Regions from separate parts of the Homo sapiens genome. Here region 1 is linked to region 2. Evidence: chromatin contacts called from ENCODE Hi-C or POLR2A ChIA-PET data. All regions are on one chromosome and are shown on one strand. The core of a region is the stretch at or near the end of the contact, and the rest is flanking DNA. Distances in the headings are between cores, read along the strand shown.

What was found. A loop is a pair of places that touch in the nucleus more often than their neighbours do. ChIA-PET counts read pairs that join two places held with the same protein, here RNA polymerase II (POLR2A). Pooled maps may share reads with other maps.
Region 1: a map of MCF 10A shows a loop between it and region 2 (11-fold over the local background). The contact joins two enhancer-like sites. A Hi-C loop is called at or near these places in 2 of 168 maps with a recorded cell type or tissue (K562 and MCF 10A) and 2 of 50 pooled maps. POLR2A ChIA-PET finds 5 or more read pairs at or near these places in 1 of 52 experiments (MCF 10A).

Annotation. Positions count from the first base shown.
Region 1 is chr6:3,589,680-3,596,360 of GRCh38, forward strand. LOC100507336 (a long non-coding RNA gene) reads right to left here. Exons shown (of 4, transcript NR_187650.1): 4 at 3,811-4,856. Among named protein-coding and RNA genes, the nearest start is that of SLC22A23, 140 kb to the left of the region's middle. Within about 2 kb of position 2,737, at least 5 of the 41 ENCODE cell types and tissues checked have a DNase peak (open chromatin) inside an H3K27ac peak, as active enhancers do.
Region 2 is chr6:3,278,197-3,284,757 of GRCh38, forward strand. SLC22A23 (solute carrier family 22 member 23) reads right to left here. Exons shown (of 10, transcript NM_015482.2): 9 at 5,656-5,779. Among named protein-coding and RNA genes, the nearest start is that of PSMG4, 23 kb to the left of the region's middle. RefSeq lists enhancers at 1,425-1,484, 4,322-5,249 and a silencer at 3,899-4,193. Within about 2 kb of position 4,100, at least 8 of the 41 ENCODE cell types and tissues checked have a DNase peak (open chromatin) inside an H3K27ac peak, as active enhancers do.

The DNA of each region.
Region 1 (6,681 bases), core at 1,487-3,986, 310 kb after region 2:
AGTCCTGCAGATGAGAAAAGAGATTCCACCTGGGCCTTGTTTTCCTAGAAATGAGGATGAGAACCATCCCACGGGGTGGATTTAGAGGACACAGAACAAGAAGGAGCATAACCAGTCCTGTGGTTCAAGCCTGCGTTTTGCAGATGGAGCCCTTGAAGCTGCATGGTTAAGTGGTGAAGCAGCTCTTCTGGTCAATGAACGCCAAGTCTGAAACACGGGCTCGGGCTTCTGACTCCATGTCAGGGCGTTTCCACGGCCGGCTCCACAGGAGGCTGCGTGACAGGGGAAAGGGAGACAGGCGGTGACCCACAGGCAGTCCAGTGTCGCTTCTTTGGCTTCTTTTTCTTCTTCATATTTCCATAGTCTTAGATGGTTACTCATTTTATTTTTAATCTACTCATACTTTATTCTTTGAAGGCATTCTTTAGTGAACCGATATTTTTTAATGCCCAGAAGTGGAAAAAAATTAATTTTTCTATTGTTCCCCACCCAGGCTTAAGTCCAAGACTATTAATTTAAATCACTGGCTTCTACAGGTAATGTACAAGGATAATTCTTTACAGATATTTACAGGAAAACATCCGCTCATTCAATGAATGTGTGCCAGGCACTGTTCTAGCCTCTGGGATTCATTATGAATAAAACAACAAAATCTCTCATCTTTGTGAAATGAACGCTCTAGTACAAAATGATGGCTGTAAACAATACGTATAACAAAGAAGTAAATCATCTTGTATGTTAGAACTGGGCTTTCCAGACCTTAGTGTACCTGAAGACCAGCTGGGAACCTTGGTAAAATGCAGATCCCGGCTCAGCAGGTCTGCGGTGACCGAGGCTGTGCAGCTCTGACCAGCTCCTGGTGATGCTATCTTGTCTGTCTGTGGTTCTCTCCCCACATTTTCAATAACAAAAACTTGGAAGTTGTCTGTAATAGGTAAGGGAGATTGCAAGGGAGAAGAAGAGCAAAGATTTGGGGGAGACGTGCTACAAGGGTATCCTGGAATGGGGTCCAAAGCTTCCAGGCTGAAAGCACTGCTGGGGCAAAGACTCTGAGGGGAGGGCATGACTGATGTGTTGGAGAAATGGCCAGGAGGCCAGTGTGGTGGCAGTGGTGTGAGCGACGGGGGAGCAGGGGGTGAGAGGACAGCAGTAAGGAGCAGTACTAGGAAACCACATGGGGTAGGGATGTGCAGCCCACAGCCAAAGCTTTGGTTTTACTCTGAAGGAAGTGGGAAGGCATGAACAATGTGGGCAATCCACACAAAGATGTGTACGTGGTTGTTCGTAGCAGCATCAACCATGAGAGCCAAGACCTTGAAACAATCTGGTTATCAGCTAGTGCACAGATAACAAAATGTGACCTGTCCACACACTGGCATACTATTCAGCAATAAACAAGGAACAAACTAAGCTGGGTGCAGTGGGTCACGCCTGTAATCCCAGAACTTTCGGAGGCCAAGGTGGGTGGATCACCTGAGGTCAGGAGTTCAAGACCAGCCTGGCCAACATGGGGAAACCCTGTCTCTACTAAAAATACAGAAAATTAGCCAGGCGTGGTGGCACATGCCTGTAATCCCAGCTAGTCGGGCGGCTGAGGCAGGAGAATCTCTTGAATCTGGGAGGTGGAGGTTGCAGTGAGCTGCGATCACGCCATTGCACTCCAGCCTGGGCAACACGAGTGAAACTCCATCTCAAAAAATAAAAATAAATAAAGGAACAAACTGCTAATCCATACTACAACATGGATGGATCTCAAAAATGTTATGCCATATGGAAGTAGCCAGATGCAAAAAAACTACAGATTGCATGAGTCCATCTCTCTGAAATGTCCAGAAAAGGCAAATTTAGACAGAAAATAGATTCGTGGCTGCCTAGAGCTTGGAGGTATTAGTAGTAGCAGGGATTAATTGCAAAGTGGAACAAGGGAACATTTTGGGATGGTGGATATGTTTTAAAACTGGATTGTGGTGATGGTTGCATAGGTCTATAAATTTACTAAAAATAACAAAATTATACACTTACAAGGGGTGAATTTTATGACATATAAGTTGTATCTTTTTTATTTTTTATTTTTTTAAGTTGTATCTTAATAAAGCTGTTTTTAAAAAAAGTTTTAAAAATGATGTGAGCTGAGGAATGACGTGCCCAACTTCCACCTTACCAATACCCCTTTGACTGGTTGTTAAAAACAGACTGCTTTGGGCAAGGGTGGAAGAAAATCCAGTTAGAAGGGCAACTTCTGCATGGCTGGGATTGTCTTTCTTTTGCCATTATTTTTGCATAATAATTTATGTAGGTATAGAATTGTGGGTTTAGAGTTACTTTCTCTTGAGTACTTTAAATATTTTTTTCATTAACTTCTAGCATCTGTTGTTTCTAATGAGAAAACTGAATGAGACAGTTTGAAATGTATTTGCCAGAAGAAAATTACTACTGTCTACTGGCTTGGTGTTTCCAATTAATAAGTAGATATTAATGTGACTCAGCAAATTGCTGTATGTCAGGAGGTTTCCTTCTTTATTGTACATAAAGATCATTAACGTACATATTTTAACATTTTGTATGAAACTTTCAACTTTTCTGACCATTTTTAATTGTATTTTTTTAATTCTTTTCATTTTAAGTCCTTTGAGATAGATAGCATTTGTTTCATCATTTTCTTTTAAACCATGAGGAAATTAACTGACTCATCGGAGATTGTTTATCCAGTTAGTGTTCATCCAGTTAGTGGCAGAGCCAACACAAATGATCAGGTCTTGTAGCTCCTGTCTGTACCATCTTTCCCGAAGACTCAGGTTATACAAGATCAGGCCTTGTCCTACGTGCTTCAGTGTTCTTCCTTTGATGCTGACACCAACAAAAAGTGTTGTGTAAGACCAGCACTCTGCTTCCTGCCATGAGTTGTGATTATGATTTCATCACAAAATATTTGACCTCCCCATTCATCATCTTGGATTAAGTCACTTCATGTTTCGTAATTCTCTTTTGTCATCTAAGACATAACAATATGAGTAACCTACCTATTCTGTGAACTACAGAGTCGTTGTAAGTGCAAAGGAGTTGGTAGTCATCTGACCAGCATGTGTAGACTATTCCTTCACATTCCCTCACCCCCACACATAGGTAATCGCAGTTTCTGAGGGTCAATCTCACACTTGCTCCTGCAATTTTGCTGTGTACCACTGCCCCCAAAGCTGCCCCGCCATGTGCAACAGACCCTCCCAGGGCTCTGTTGGGTACCAGTAAGGCACCTCTTCCAGAGCCCACTAACGCAGTGGGGGCCCCGGGGTTTTACCAACTGGTCCACTTGGCCCTATTATTTCTCTTCATTCTTTGTGAGCCATGTGGCTCCTCACTGGTGGCTGCTGCTAATATTTTAGACCCACCATTTGTGTCCTACACCTTCGAAACTGCAGGAAAGTCTCCGGGGGAGTGGGGGCAACGGGCTCTCCCCCCCGCACCCCATTAATCGTATCTTGCTGGAAGGGGCTGCAAAGCGGTGCTTAGGGAAACCTCTATTTCCACCGATAACCCTTTCCCTCAAAAATACATACTCCTTATTTTGCTGATGATGAAAACCAAGTTTCAGGTTGTTGAAGAGATTTGCCTTAGATTTCCTCTTGAGAAGACAGTAGACGGGAAATAAATCCAGCCGGAAACCCATTCAACTAACCAACACTGCCTCTTTGCATGTTTGTGCATGTAGGTAAATACATCCGTAGATTTATTTAAAGCATGTGTAAAAGCTAAGGCATATTACCTGTAGCGGTTGGTATTCTTGTAACACATTATAACACAAGGCAGCCAGAATTATTTTAATGCCATTTAATTCAAAACAAAATTGTTTAATAGGTGATTCAGTTTTATTAGGCTGATTAGCAATAATTTGCAAAAACTGTTTAAACAAGTCATGGAAAATAAAATGAAAATTTAATTAGCACCAGTGTCAAGGGTAAAAAAGCAATTAATATTAAACACTAATGTGAAGATACTGTTCTTTTGTTTTTAATTATTCAATACCACACTGAGCAGATTTTGATTATTTTTTCTTTCTGAGAAAATAAAAGGCTTTTAAAATTATACTTAATATTAGCTGTACTAACTATAAATGGTGAAACCAAAAGACTTATTTTTATTGTCAGGAAATCTAATAGTACTACTAAGAGGTCACGTAGCAATTTTAAATTTTTAAAATATTTGGCAACAGAAATCACCTGAAACTTAAAATAACCGTATGCCTTTCAGAGCTCTTTGACTTTGGAGTTTAACAAAGGGATAATCGAAACAAACCATTAATTTTCCAGAGTGGTGAAGGACAGTTATGTTGGAACATGGGCTTTTCAAGCTCGGGTGTTTTCTCGCATGGTGTTATTAGCAGAATTTAAAGAGAAGGTGCAGCCTACAGATTAAAGAACAGGCTCAAGAGACCTGATGCTTCCTTTCTCACATGTGGAACCTTTGTTGCACTCGCTGAACAGGTTTCTCAATGTGCAGCCCACAGACCATTAAAACCAGAACCTTCTAGACAGGTTGAGAATTCAGATTCTTGACCTATAGAGCGACTGAAGGGCCAGGGAATATTCATTTTAAAAGCCACTTACGGTGCTTCTCATCCATTCTGGAGTGTAAGAACCCCAGTCACAGAGGCATACTTGCTCAAAATGTCACAGGAAACCCATAGTGAGATGTAGCAACAGCTGGAGGAGGCAGAGTCATGGTTTTAGGCAGACATTGCAGAACACCTGATGTATATTCTGGATTGATCCAATGCTCAGTCTTGGGTGTGGGTACAGTTCAGCAATCTGCAGTATTAGGTAATTGCTTTTAAAGATTTCTCTGCAGTGCAATTTCTCCATCTGGAAACAAAAGCCATGCACATAAGTATCACAATTCAGACCCTGAGGCCCTCAGATAAAACACACCATGCAGTCACTGAGGACTGTGCTATCATCACACGCACCAAACCTAGAGAAAACCTCCAACAGACTCGCTCACTCACCAAATGGCCCGGTCAACAAATTTGGGTGGATAGGCCCTGTGGAGGTTCAGGAAGATTCAGCAGTAAGACATTTTTCTTCTCCTCTTTTTTTCCCCCTTATACTAACTGAAAAACTACTTAATTAAATCCGACTTAGTATTCACTAAGAGCTTAGCACTTAATTCAAATGCTTCATTTATCTTAGGAAGCAATAGCCAATAATAATAATAATGACAGCTCACATTGCTTGCATACTGGACACTGTGCGAAGTATTTTACTTACATCGTCTGTATCATCTTCACAACCCCATGGGGAAGGTGTCCTAATTAACTATATTTTGCAGATAAGGAAATGGAGGCTTGAGAAGTTACATATCACGGTCACAGATTTTGTAAGACGCAGAACCACGGCTGGACCCCACGCCTGTCTGACCTCACAGCTTACCCTCATTGTACTGCCTTTGACACAACTAAGAATGAAGTGGCTTGCCAGGTGCTGTGGGATTCCATTTGTAAAAATATGTTTTCATTTAACACATGTTTACAGAGAATCTGCTATGTGCATGTGGGGCAAAGCCCAATAAATAAATTCGGTTATTGAACCGAATGGGACTGAATTACAGTTCAAAAATCCAGAAATCCGTCGAACATGAAGCCCTGTCCTTCAGGCACAGCCCGGCCACAAGCCAGGATAGAAAGAGGAACTATAACTGTACTTAAGTGACTGTCCTCCAAGGCTGAAACATGCCACAGAAATTTGACAAATCGATAAGCTATGAAGGTCTGGTAGAGTGAGAAGGTAAGTCTGACCCTCGAACTGTGCTTGACACTATGACAAATACAAGATGATCTGTTGGAAACATTGGCATAAACTACTTAAATATCTAACCGTAGAGGATAATTAGATACCTTGCTGTTATGAATCCATAACTGTATATTCGCCAACTATGAAAAATAATGCTACATCGGAAAACAAGGTCTATTGGTGTGGAAAGATGTATATCCTGTGAGAGTGAGAAACAAAAAACAGACAAAGTGAAAAATCAGGTGACAATAGAGGATGTACACAATGTATACATTATCTTAATTTTGGAAAATCACAGATATAGATAAAGGCACATATGTCATGCATATATGTATATATGTGCATAAAAGACGAGGTTCATATGTGTTTGCAGGCATATGAAAGGCACATATTATGTGCATGTGTTTGTGTGACTATGAAAGGCACATGTGGTATGCATATGTGTTTGTGTGTATATGAAAAACACACATAATGTATGCATACACTTGTATCATAAGAGATATATCTGCATACATATATGTGTGTACGCATGCGGAAGACAATGTATATATTTTTATATAGGACACGTATGATGTGCATATATATGTTTGCATGCTCATGAAGACAAATGATTTACTCATACATTTGTGTGGCATATGGAGCACACATATAATGTGCAGGTATGTTTATATGCATATATCATTTCTGGGTGATTGGAATTGTAGCTGTTTGATATGGTTCATTTGCTTGTCTATATTTTCTGATGTTACTGTAATGTGCATGTAATTTCTTTTGCACCAAGAAGTAAACATATACAAAACTTCATTTGCAGAAGCACCCCAAATTTAATGGGCTCAATACCTTCCATGGTTGGGGACATGAATTTGGTTTTAAAAGAGAATTAGGCAAGCCATTACTG
Region 2 (6,561 bases), core at 2,850-5,349:
GATACTCGGTGAGTGACAGATTCCCCTGCCTTAGCCACGGAGGGAGACTGACAGCCACCTCTCATGCAGGCTGTGACAGGCATCAGCACTTCATATTAGAAAGCCCTTCCCAGGGAGAGGCTGAAAGAGTTGCAGGAATAGCCACACCACTGTGCTTCTGGGCCTGAAGACGATATGGATGAGGAAGAGCAAGAATTTGGGGGATGTCTCCCAGATACTCAAACTCCTCCCAGGCTGAGGGTCCCAGACCACCGTTCAAAGACACTCTGCATCTTTCTGTCACTATTTGTTCATGTGCCTGTCACCTTACTAGTCTCTGAGCCCTTCAAGGGCAAGAATTATTTTCTAGGACATCAACAGGCACGTGCTGTTTGTGCTTAATAAATACCGGATGCTTGCGGATCACACGGGCTTCCTGGATAGGAAGGTCAGCTCACCCAGGTGAATGGGACAGGTTAAATAGAGACAACCACGGAAATGAGCAATAAGACCAAATCCTTCTGTAAGATGAAGACTGAACACCTAAAATAGCCAATTAAGTCTTTCTGGTAGACCTGGCTCTTTCAGGAAGCCACAGGGCATATCAGATGCTAGGGATAATGGACATGATTTTAATGGGGACAGCATTTTCTCGGAAACCTCCCAGGTTTCTGCCTGACCTTCCCGGCACTAAATGTGGACGGCACTGACAAGCAGTGAGAGGACTCCCCTTACTCACACGGGAGTCACATACAGGAGGGCAGAGTACAGACCCCCAGGAGGGGTGGGCAGAGGGCCACTGTTAAAGGGCAAACTGCATGGAACAAAAGCCTTGCATTGTGCCTGGTGAACCACATCATACTGATCTATCTTGTTAACTGTGCCAAATAAAATGAAATATATTTAATTTGCAGATCATTAGAAAAATGTCTATGTATATGTATATACATAATATGCAACAAATGTACACATGCATATATAATATGGAATATATCTTTTTATTTTTTTCTGTGGGAGCAATTCTCTGGTTTTCTATCAAAGATTCCTTGATATGGCCGGGCATGGTGGCTCATGTGCCTGTAATCCCAGCAATTTGGGAGGCCGAGATGGGCAGATCACGAGGTCAGGAGATCGAGACCACTGTGGCCAACATGGTGAAACCCCGTCTCTACTAAAAATACAAAAATTAGTTGGGTGTGGTGGCGCGTGCACGTAATCCCAGCTGCTTGGGAGGCTGAGGCAGGAGAATCACTTGAACCAGGGAGTTGGAGGTTGCAGTGAGCCGAGATCACGCGACTGCACTCCAGCCTGGCAACAGAGCAAGGCTCCGTCTCAAAAAAAAAAAAAAAAAAAAAAAAAAATCCTTGACATCATTCAGTACGATTAGGAAAAATTTTGGCAGAAGTTGGTATGCCATTTTTGGCTTTGTTTTTTTTTCTCTCTTGAAATCTCAGAGAAAGAGATTGTTACATCCTTGGTTTTAAGGTGTTGGGTTCCTTTCCTGCCCCTGAAATGTGGGCTCTGCCAGTGCCTTTTCTGCTTTTCTCTGGGTTGTCACTAGAGGGCAGCATACGCCCGTGTTTAGAAGTCAGAGCTGCTTGATTTACGGACAGAGAACCGAGGGCGCACACTGCCTCCTTGGGCTTTAGGAGCACAAAATTGTAATACCCACGGGATATCTTTATTTTACTAGCAATAGGATCTCAATAAGGTAGGAAAACTGATATGCAGGCCGACTTCTTACTAGAAATGGCAAACTTCATTGAATTAAGGATTCCAGAATCAAATTGCTGTTAGCCATGTGAACGTTACCATCTCACATTGAAACACCCGAGGCGAGGCTCCTGTTCTAGCTCCTCTTTTATATTACTTAATGTGACTTGACTAAATTTCTGTGAAGTTGAGGATAAGCAAATATTTGTACCATTTTTTATAGAAATAAATACAACTGCTGAAGATGCCCAGCGAAGAAGAAGAATATGAACTGTCCTGTGCTGAGCCCAGGCCCTTTGCACATGGCCTCCATTCTCCACCCCCGCCTAACAAGGTGCCTGTAGTCAGTTTTGTTTTAAGACAAGGACACTAAAGCCGGCCGAGGGACCCACCCAAGGCCACACAGGGAGGCGGCCTCAGGATCATGGGCAGCTCCGTCTGGTTCCTTCCCAGGCTCCGGGCCATATCATCAGCACCCTCCCCTCATCCTGCCCCGCTGCTCATCGCTCGCACGCCACAGGCGCTGCCGGCATGGGACGCATGCTGGCTTCCTGTCTGCTACTCAGTACTTGTTTTCAGATGTGACATTTTTAAGACACAACTTTTTTTTTTTTTTTTTTTTTTTGAGATGGAGTCTCGCTCTGTCGCCCAGGCTGGAGTGCAGTGGCGCGATCTCGGCTCACTGTAAGCTCCGCCTCCTGGGTTCACGCCATTCTCCTGCCTCAGCCTCCTGAGTAGCTGGGACTACAGGCGCCCGCCACCACGCCCGGCTAATTTTTTTTGTATTTTTAGTAGAGACGGGGTTTCATCGTGTTAGCCAGATCCTCTCGATCTCCTGACCTCGTGATCTGCCCGCCTCAGCCTCCCAAAGTGCTGGGATTACAGGCGTGAGCCACCGTGCCCGGCCTTTAAGATACAACTTTTTAAAGAAGTTGAACAGACTCTGATACTCCCTTAACCCCAGGTCATCCTGGCCCTCGGTGCCTATTCTTGAGGCAGCATTAGAGCGGAAGACAGATGTCAGGGAGTCGTCAGTCAGGGAGTGTCTCAGGGAGGCCTGTCCGACTTATGATCTAGAAAGGGCCAGGGCTGCCGGAGTGGGCAGGGCAGGAGAAAACAGGCGGGTGTCATGATCACCAGCGCCTGCCTCCTCTCTCACCTGGACCCCTCCGTGAGGGCAAAGGAAGCCTCGGAGCCCACCTGGAGCATCCAGATGGACAGTGGATAGAAAAGATCCGCCCCAGCACAGCCAGCAGCTGCTTCCAGATCCGCCCAGGACCCCAGGCCACTTCTGCCCATGTCAAGCTGGGAGATGGGCACAGTCAGATAGACTTGCAAAGTCACCCAACTCCCAATGTCTTACAGATGAATCAGAGCTGTGCACTGGCTGATGAGAACCACCACCTGGCCTGGGCCTGAGCGGGTAGCTGGTTCTGTCAACGCGAGGTCTGAACAGAATCTCATGAAACAATATTTAGTTAACTTGGCCTCTATCATCCTTGGGGCAATAGATTTCTGCAGGCCTTTGTTGCTTTTTGTGGTGGAACAAGTATGAAAAGTATAAAAGCATTTTTTGAACTTTTTGCAGAAAATTTCATATCCTAATATTTGCTTCCAGGCAGTCCATCCTGGCCCCTTACCCTTTGCTGCCAGAAGGCTTGTCTGTAATAGTGTCACAGGGAAAGGCTAGTTCTGTGCTAAGAAAGATGGAGCTCACGGGCCCCAGGCTGCCCATCGTGGCTTATCTTGGAATTTTCTCTGTGAAGTGGGGGGATGGTAGGGGAGTCTACTTCCATCCTAGGGCCTCCGTGGGAATTGTTCCTCAGTCATTTGCAAGAAAGAGCTGTGGCCTCCCGATGGCACGGGTGAAAAGGGCTCCCAGCGAGAAGAGGGATTTGTCAGGAACGCTAGACATTCTCCCAGCCTGGCCCAGGGACCCCCTTTGGACTTAATTTCCTTTCATCCTCTGCAGGCACAAAAGCATCACCAAGGGTCACATATTTTTTCCAGTTTGTCATCTTGGCAAGCTGAATCTGAGAACATGTTTGTTGAATTTCTATCCTCAAATCTTTCCAGGTTTGCGTCAAAGAGGAAAAGCTTACAGCATTTCCTTCCGTCTAGCTTGCTAAGCCAAATCTAACAGAGAATAATGATGCCTACCAACTGCCAGAGTTAAGGGGTACCCGCTAGCCACCCCCTCCCCCAACAAAATATGCATAATCATGCAAAGGCTGCAGGAGGCCAGCTGGAAACCCAGAAGGTCTGACTGTGGATTCTGGTCTATTGAAAGACTTGGCTTTGCTGTTTTGTTTGATAAAGGAGAGAAATTTCACTTTCCGTCCTTTAGACAGGGAGTGAGCCTGCGGTCGGCCTGAGGTATCCTGCAACTGCAAGCACTAAATAAGCTCCTGACTCATCTCTCCCCTGTGGCTGATGCAGAAGGTAGGGACAGGATGAGTTCCTTGTGCTTAATCATACAATGCCTTGGCATTTCTGTCCAGGTGCCCAGTAGCTGTCAGGCTGGGCCTGTAGGATACGATCCAAGAGAATGAATCAAAAAGTGTGGACGTGAAGATGCTGTTGTTAGCATGGCTACTGGAAATGTGGAAAGTAAGAAAGTCCACGGACCTGCCTACTTGCTCCCAAAGCCTTCCCCAGCTTAGCCTCCACATAGTCTGCCTTGGACTGGAATAGCCGCTACTGGATTTTCCCAAGGGTGTCATTATGCGGACACCTGGGTTTTGACTCACGGCTGAACTACTGCCATTACTCTCAAGTTCTGTTTTATGAAGGCACGTGCATGAGAAATGCTGATACTCCTTTAAGAAGTTCAGTGTGGTATAACTCAAGCTCCTCAGTAAGTCACAAACAGTGTAGGAAAATGACTGCAGCTGAGTGATGCCCTTTTAGTGGAGGCGTGCCTTTTTATTAACCTATAAGCATGGTGGCAACAGTAAATGGCGTGTAGCACCCATGAACCACGACCCAGGGGCAGAGACGGCACCAGGAAGGGGTCAGCCTCACTTTCCGAACTAAAGCAAAAGTGGCTGAGCACAGGTTAGTCACACCTTTTAGGGAGGTATGAAATGGCCGCAGACTCCACGAGGGCGGGACTGTGCTGCTGTGTTTTCTGGGCCTAGTGTCTGGCGCGCAGTGGGCTCTCCATCCATGTTTCTTACATGAGTCAGTAATCTCACTCGCTGTGCTCGCTTTGGATTCATGACATCAACTTCTCAGGTCAGTATGAAATAAGGCTCTTTTGGCCTGGCACGGTGGTTCACGCCTGTAATCCTAGCACTTTGGGAGGCCAAGGTGGGGGGATCACCTGAGGTCAGGAGTTCGAGACCAGCCTGGCCAACCAGGTGAAACCACGTCTCTACTAAAAATGTAAAAATTAGCCGGGCGTGGTGGCGCACACCTATAATCCCAGCTACTCTGGAGGCTGAGGCAGGAGAATCACCTGAACTTGGGAGGCAGAGGTTGCAGTGAGCCAAGATCATGCCATTGTACTCCAGGCTGGGCAATAAGAGTGAAACTCCATCTCGGGGAGGGCCGGGGGGTAGGCTCTTTCTACTTTGTGAAACATTTTGCACTAGCTGTGCCGTGAGGTCTCTTAGCAGAGTTGGCAGCACAGGTTCTGGTGGAAGTGCGGCATAAGTGATCCGCTGCACTCCCCCCCTTGCCAGACGCTCAGACACTGACATATTTCCTGGGCCCAGAGTAGCTCCCTGTTCCCCCTTCCTCCTGCTGCTGCCTGGACAGGACCCCAGGGCCAGGTTCTCACTGCCTCTTGGGCGCCTCGGGGTTGGGTCCAACAGCCACCTCAGCTATGAACCACGAAGCTGATGTGTCCAGAGCCAGAGACAGAGCTGACGCTGGTTAATCCCACACCAGCCTGGAGCCAGGGACTCGTCTTTGATTTCCGAGAAGCCGGCGTCCCCTGGGGTGTCTCCCATGACGCACCTTATCACCGTCGGGGTGATCTCCGCACAGAAGAACACGCTGAGGCTCCCCACCGCATGGGAGGCAAACATGCCCACGATGGAAAACGCGATGGAAAATTTGTCCTTGACGCTGTCACTCATCCCTGGGGGAAGGTCAGAAGAAGGTGGTGAGGGAAGAGAGGAAGCCAGGCCAGGGTGGGAGGGAGGCCTGGGGCTGCACAGCACAGCTCCTTCCCAGTGTCCAGCTTGCGGCATGGATGGGTATGCAATTCCCTCTGGGGACCAAGCAGCACCTCAAGGACTAGAAGCCCAGAGCCCCTGCAGTGGGTTTTGTGGGGCTTCTATGAGTCCCTGTGCGTCAAGCATGCTGAAGCTCATGGTGGCCTCTATTGGAATTCCTCAGCCGGGAGCCATGCCTGGTGGGAGGGCAGGCTGGCATGTCCCTGGTGCCACAGCGACATCCCTCTGCCCTGGCCTATGTTTGCTCCAGTCAGGTCTGATGTGCCCAACGTGTGGGACAGGGTAGCTGAGTCAGGGTTGATTTAAGGAAACAAAAACTCAAGCCACAGAATTTATGGGCCCAGAAGGCAAGTGTTCAACCCATCAAAGCCCTCGTAAATGGCACCGGAGACCGACCTCGCGCCAGGACAGGGTCTGGCACAGTGCACGGGCATGCTGTCAGGACCATACAGCTGGGGCTCAGCTCAGCTTCCCCAAGGCTGCATAGAGGGCAAGCACTCTCCAGGGACACGGGCGAGGGCTGGGGCAGGCCAGGCGGGTGCAGCAGCAGCTTCGAGGTGCAGGGCGGCACTGTGCTGTCCCCATGGGCTGCAGGGCAGCAAGCTTACATGAGTCAAAGGGGGACAGCGGCTTCCCCTGGCAGCACAGACAGCCGGGCCCCAGCACTCCCAGGCTTTCTCCCCCC